Regions from separate parts of the Homo sapiens genome. Here region 1 is linked to region 2. Evidence: read pairs that join two places in POLR2A ChIA-PET (ENCODE). Cell type or tissue: PC-9. All regions are shown on one strand. Each heading gives the region's core, and the rest is flanking DNA. Links, peaks and the distances in the headings are about the cores only. Region 1 overlaps MTHFD1L (methylenetetrahydrofolate dehydrogenase (NADP+ dependent) 1 like). Region 2 overlaps MTHFD1L (methylenetetrahydrofolate dehydrogenase (NADP+ dependent) 1 like).

Region 1 (2,919 bases), core at 246-2,745, 52 kb before region 2:
AATAACTCAACAAACTACCACGTTTAAAAGCTTTCTAGTTTAGATGTGAAAGGCTTCACGCTATCTCTCTTCCTACAGTCAAGCTGGTGCCACTTATACATGAAATAAGGCAGCTTCCTTCCAATCCTAGGAAGTACTGGGTTGAGTTCCTTCTAAGTCCTCTTTCTCTGTTCCTGGATGAAGAAAAGACAGAGAAGAGAGAGAATAGGGATGATGCATGAGAACTAGCGGAAAACATGTGCCAAAAAAAGGCCACAAGGCTAAAGTTTGTTATTATTTTTTAATGTGATGTCAATATTCACATTCTTTTCTTTCTTTTTTTGAGAACGGAATCTCTCTCTGTTGCCCAGGCTGGAGGCTCACTGCAACCTCTGCCTCCAGGGTTCAAGCGATTCTTCTGCCTCAGCCTCCCCAGTAGCTGGGACTACAGGCATGCACCACCACACACGGCTAATTTTTTTTGTATTTTTAGCAGAGATGGGGTTTCACCATATTGGCCAGGCTGGTCGCGAACTCCTGACTTCATGATCTGCCTGCCTCGGCCTCTCAAAGTGCTAGCATTACAGGCGTGAGCCACCGTGCCCGGCCTTTGTTTCTTTTTTTCCCAATTCCTTCTCACTTTGTAAAGACCTTAAGTGGTGTCTTGGTGTTTTCAACATATTAGTTATTGGAAGGCTATAACATAAGCAAATGCTTGTAACGGTAGCTCTAGGGGGGGAAAACAGGGCGCTATCCCTTGCTGTACATAGCATCGGAAAACAGTGCCATTTTACCACAGTATGCCATGGCGCTAACAGATGCAGTGGTAGAATCCAGAGAATCTTCCTCACTCTAAAGTGCGTTACATTCTCCCCGTACTTTTATCAACAACAGTAGTAAATGTTTCTCTCATGTGATTGGTTTCTATTTTTATAATATTTAATCATTTAAAAGGTGTAAGAAAATCCAATCTATTTTCTTCCTTAACTTCAAATTGACAGATAAAACTGTATGTATTTATTGTGTATAACATGATGTTTTGAAGTATATGCTGTGGAATGATTAAACCTAGTTAATTAACATATGCATTACCTCACAGTTATCATTTTGGTGGTGAGAATACTTTATAACCACTCTTAGCAATTTTCAGGAATACACTATTACTAACTATATTCCTACGTAACTGGAATCTACCTCAGTGTATAAAACACACATGATATGAATGCAACCCACTCATTATACATACACGAAGATGGTTCACTTTGAAAGCTGCAGGACAGGCTGGGCATGGTGGCACACACCTGTAATCCCAACACGTTGGGAGGCCAAGGCGGGTGGATCACCTGGGGTCAGGAGTTCGAGACCAGCCTGGCCAACATAGCAAAACCCCATCTCTACTAAAAATACAAAAATTAGCCAGGCATGGTGGCAGGTGCCTGTCATCCCAGCAACTCGAGAGGCTGAGGCAGGAGAATCACTTGAACCTGGGAGTTGGAGGTTGCAGTGAGCTTAGATTGCACCATTGCATTCCAGCCTGGGCAATAGAGCAAGACTCCATCTCAAAAAAAAAAAAAAAAAAAGAAAAGAAAAGAAAAAAGAAATCTTCAGGACAGGAAGGCTCAGTGAGAGTTGTCCTGTTGTGCTAATGCAGAGCAGGTGGAAGAAGAGGAGTAGTTTTCCTACTTCTCTGTACACTATCCTTGCTTACACTTCCCAACCAAATAAACTGATTCAAAACACTAAAGGAGGAAGGAAGTTAAGAGGGATGTTTCTGTTGGATGTCTCAGGTAGGCTTCTACCTGCTCATTTTTCTGGGACACATCTCAGCGCCTGTGCTGTCACGTGCAGGGCAAGCTCTGCCACCCTCTGTGTGCTGCTAGCATTCCACACTCTGTGTCCATGTGGGGAAGGCTCAGATGGATTCTTCCAGGGTATATCAGAATCATGCATGTGGCAGAAACCTTCAGCAGTTCCTAAAATCCTCCCTCAATTTTCTATGGGTGGCCAACTCTCAATAGCTCCCACTGGATGAAGCACAATTTAATAAATTAGTTACTTTTTGCAAACAAGAAACACAAAAGATAACTAAAAAGAGTTTATTAAAAAGATAAATAAAGAGTTTATTTAAAAAGGTAACTAAAAAGAGTAATCTTTGGGTTTGTTCCAGATCCAAGATTTTTATCATACACTCACACAAAAATACATTTAAGGGCTGGGTGTGGTGGCTCATGCCTGCAATCCCAGCACTTTGGGAGGTCGAGGTGGGCAGATCACCTGAGGAGTTCGAGACCAGCCTGGCCAAAATGGTGAAACCCCATCTCTACTAAAAATACAAAAATTAGCCGGGTGTGGCAGTGGGCACCCATAATCCCAGCTACTTGGGAGGCTGAGGCAGGAGAATCACTTGAATCTGGGAGGCAGAGGTTGCAGTGAGCCAAGATCACGGCATTGTACTCCAGCCTGGGCAACAAGAGCGAAACTCCATCTCAAAAACAAAATAAATAAATAAAAATAAATAAATAGATTTAAGGAAGCAGTATTTGAGGATTAAGTTTTAAAACTGTTCCTGACACATATTTATTGCCATACAAATTAATAAAATACAGAGCAATGTATTTAGACAGAAACTGTAGTATGTCAGTTTAGATAGAAATAGTGAGATTTTGGTAATTTTAATAAAGCAGCACTTTTATAGCAACCTGAGGGTTTTCTCTTCAATTTTTATACTAAGTATTCCATAGGCTGCGACATACGTTGATCTATTGAATTTACTTGACAAGACTTCTGAGATGAGTTAGATTCATTTCTTCAAAAGCAGCTGAAAAACAATCCGGACACTTTGAAAAAGAATTCAAATTATACCCTAAGCCCTTGAAATTAATAAAATATGACTTTGCCTCTCTCTGTTCACAACTGCTTACCAATCACCAGTGTGCATTT
Region 2 (2,919 bases), core at 263-2,762:
TGATAGTGAGTGAGTTATCCTGAGATCTGGTTTTTAAAAGTATGTAGTATGCACCTCCTCCTCTGATATGGTTTGGCTGTGTCCCCACCCAAATCTCATCTTGAATTGTACTCCCATAATTCCCACGTGTTGTAGGAGGGACCCAGTGGGAGATAATTTGAATCATGGGGGTGGTTTTCCCCATACTCTTCTCATGGTAGTAAATACGTCTCATGAGATCAGATGGTTTTATCAGGGGTTTCCGCTTTTGCATCTTCCTGATTTTCTCTTGCTGCTGCCATGTAAGAAGTGCTTTTCACCTCCCGCCATGATTTTGAGGCCTCCCCAGCCATGTGGAACTGTAAGTCCAATTAAACCTCTTTTTCTTCCCCGTCTCGTGTATGTCTTTATCAGCAGTGCGAAAATGGACTAATACGCCCTCCCTCTCTCTTGCTCCTGCTCTGGCCATGTAAGATATATGTGATTCCCCTTCCCCTTCTACTATAATTGTAAGTTTCCTGAGGCCTTCCAGAAGGCCTTCCAAGCAAATGCCAGCATCATACTACCTGTACAGTCCGTGGAAGTGTGAGACAATTAAACTTCTTTTCTTTATAAATTACCCAGTCTCAGGTATTTCTTTATAGCAGTGTGAGAATGGACTAATACATATCATTTGGTAAAATTTTTGTGACAGTGTTCTTGAGAGTTGCAATCCTAGTTTAAATTATTTGAATTCTTACTGTCAAATGACAGCATATCACTAGTTTTTAAAAGAATGCAATGTAAGACATGATTAAAAAAATTAAAATATTAGTAAACTGATACTAATAAGCTATTAGTAATAACTTAATTTGGACCACTGAAACCAAATTAACAAGGAAATTTATACAGTGCTGCATATTCTAAATGACATGAACCTTTACTTTTTTTAAAAAAAGCAAAATATTAAATACATTGTATTGAGAACTAATTAAAATTTGAAATGGAAAACTGGCAATATACTTCAGGGATAGATCTAGAATATCCAGAATTTACAGGAAAAAATAAATAAAAGAAAACAGTGATAGGTACAATGGATTTTGGAATTACTAAAGTTCAAGAGTCACAAGCAAAGATCCTAATTTTATATCAATTGCTTTGGCATAATGAAAATTACACGGATGTCCAATTTCTCTAAAGCTGACTTTTCTTACATGTTCAGAATTTCATTGGACTTCTTCCTTTCTTGGGTTTGATTTTTCAAATATAAATGTATATTGTGCCAAGATGGAGTCTGAAAGCTGTTTTGTGTGCAGGTGACATGGCAACAAGGAAGTGGAGGGAGGAATGCAGGAAGTGGACCAGCATTTATTGGCAGCTACCATCAAAGAGGCACTGCCCCGAGGTATCATCTCAGTCATTCCTCCCAACAGCCTTGCTCCCAATTTACCCACAAAGAAATTGGGAATCTTATTAATTAATCAGAGAGCTTATTTCCTCAAAGTCACACAGCCTGTAAGTGCAATGCAATTAAGAATTTCTTTTTTTTTTTTTTTTGAGATGGAGTTTCGCTCTTGGTGCCCAGGCTGGAGCGCGATCTCAGCTCACCGTAACCTCCACCTCCTGGGTTCAAGCGATTCTCCTGCCTCAGCCTCCTGAGTAGCTGGGATTACAGGCATGCGCCACCATGCCCGGCTAATTTTGTATTTTTAGTAGAGATGGGGTTTCTCCACGTTGGTCAGGCTGGTCTCGAACTCCCCACCGCAGGTGATCCGCCTGCCTCAGCCTCCCAAAGTGCTAGGATTACAGGCGTGAGCCACCGCATCCGGCCAAGAATTTTTTTTACAAAAACAGCTCCCTTGTCCTTGAGTTAGGTTAATCCTGACTCCAAAGTCCATGTTCTTTCCACTACATTTTTTTTTTAATTTTTTGAGATGGAGCTTTGCTCTTGCTGCCCAGGCTGGAGTGCAATGGCGTGATCTCGGCTCACTGCAACCTCTGCCTCTTGGATTCAAGCGATTCTCCTGCCCCAGCCTCCCAAGTAGCTGGGATTACAGGTGCCTGCCACCATGCCCGGCTAACTTTTGTATTTTTAATAGAGATGAGGTTTCACTATGTTGCTCAGGCTGGTCTCGAACTCCTGACTTCAAGTGATCCACTGGCCTCGGCCTCCCAAAGTGCTGGGATTACAGGCATGAGCCACACCACGCCCAGCCTCCAGTAAGTTCTAATGTCTCCCTTCAGAGCCATACGAGAGAAAGTCTCAAGGTCCCTCGGGACCCCCAGCACATCAGCATCCCAGGGCTCTTCCCCTCTTCCACACTAAATAGAATTACATTAGCTTAAAATGATGCTATAAATTACTCTGAGCCACAGAGTTGCTGTTTTGATACTGTTTTCTGAGCCTAAGACGGAAGACCAGCTTCTCCTTGGTCCCATTTGTTACATCAGTAAATAAGTCCTAATATTTAGGGTACAAAATGATTTTGCTTATGATGAAATCTGCTGTTTAGCAAGCAGGGCACTACAAGAGCAGTGCGTAGTTTTTTCATTTGAAATAATTTTTTTAGGCCAGACATGGTGGTTTACACCAGTAATCTCAGCACTTTTTGGAGGTGGAGGCGGGAGGACTATTTGAGGCCGGGAGTTCAAGACCAGCCTGGGCAACACAGTGAGAACCCTGCCTCAACAACAACAAAAAAAATTGTTTTAATTAGCTGAGGAGGGAGGATTGCTGGAGCCCAGGAGTTTGAGGCTGTGATCGTGCCACTGTACTCTAGCCTGGGCAACAGAGCAAGACTTTTTCTAAGAAATAGGTTTTTTTGGTTGTCTTTTTTTTTTTTTTTAAAGTAGTTACTCTTACAGCTAGAAAACAGAATGTTGAAATTTCCTTGTTTTAAAATCTAAACATTGGACTCATGCAATAGTAGAGTGAACAGAACCAACTAGCTGGGTATAATT

Evidence for each region. ChIA-PET counts read pairs that join two places held together with the same protein. Peaks named below come from ENCODE experiments on the same cell type or tissue, not always from the same donor. Only the 100,000 strongest peaks of a DNase experiment are listed, where the experiment ranks them.
Region 1: POLR2A ChIA-PET joins it to region 2 with 16 read pairs; 5 of 35 experiments call an interaction of 5 or more read pairs at or near these places.

What each region holds. Positions count from the first base shown.
Region 1 is chr6:150,961,555-150,964,473 of GRCh38, reverse strand. The region is part of intron 18 of MTHFD1L (methylenetetrahydrofolate dehydrogenase (NADP+ dependent) 1 like); the gene reads right to left. Among named protein-coding and RNA genes, the nearest start is that of MTHFD1L, 97 kb to the right of the region's middle. In PC-9, for the core only: no CTCF peak of the experiment used is centred there; no DNase peak of the experiment used is centred there.
Region 2 is chr6:150,909,152-150,912,070 of GRCh38, reverse strand. All of the region lies in intron 8 of MTHFD1L (methylenetetrahydrofolate dehydrogenase (NADP+ dependent) 1 like), which reads right to left. Among named protein-coding and RNA genes, the nearest start is that of MTHFD1L, 45 kb to the right of the region's middle. In PC-9, for the core only: no CTCF peak of the experiment used is centred there; a DNase peak (open chromatin) is centred at 1,340.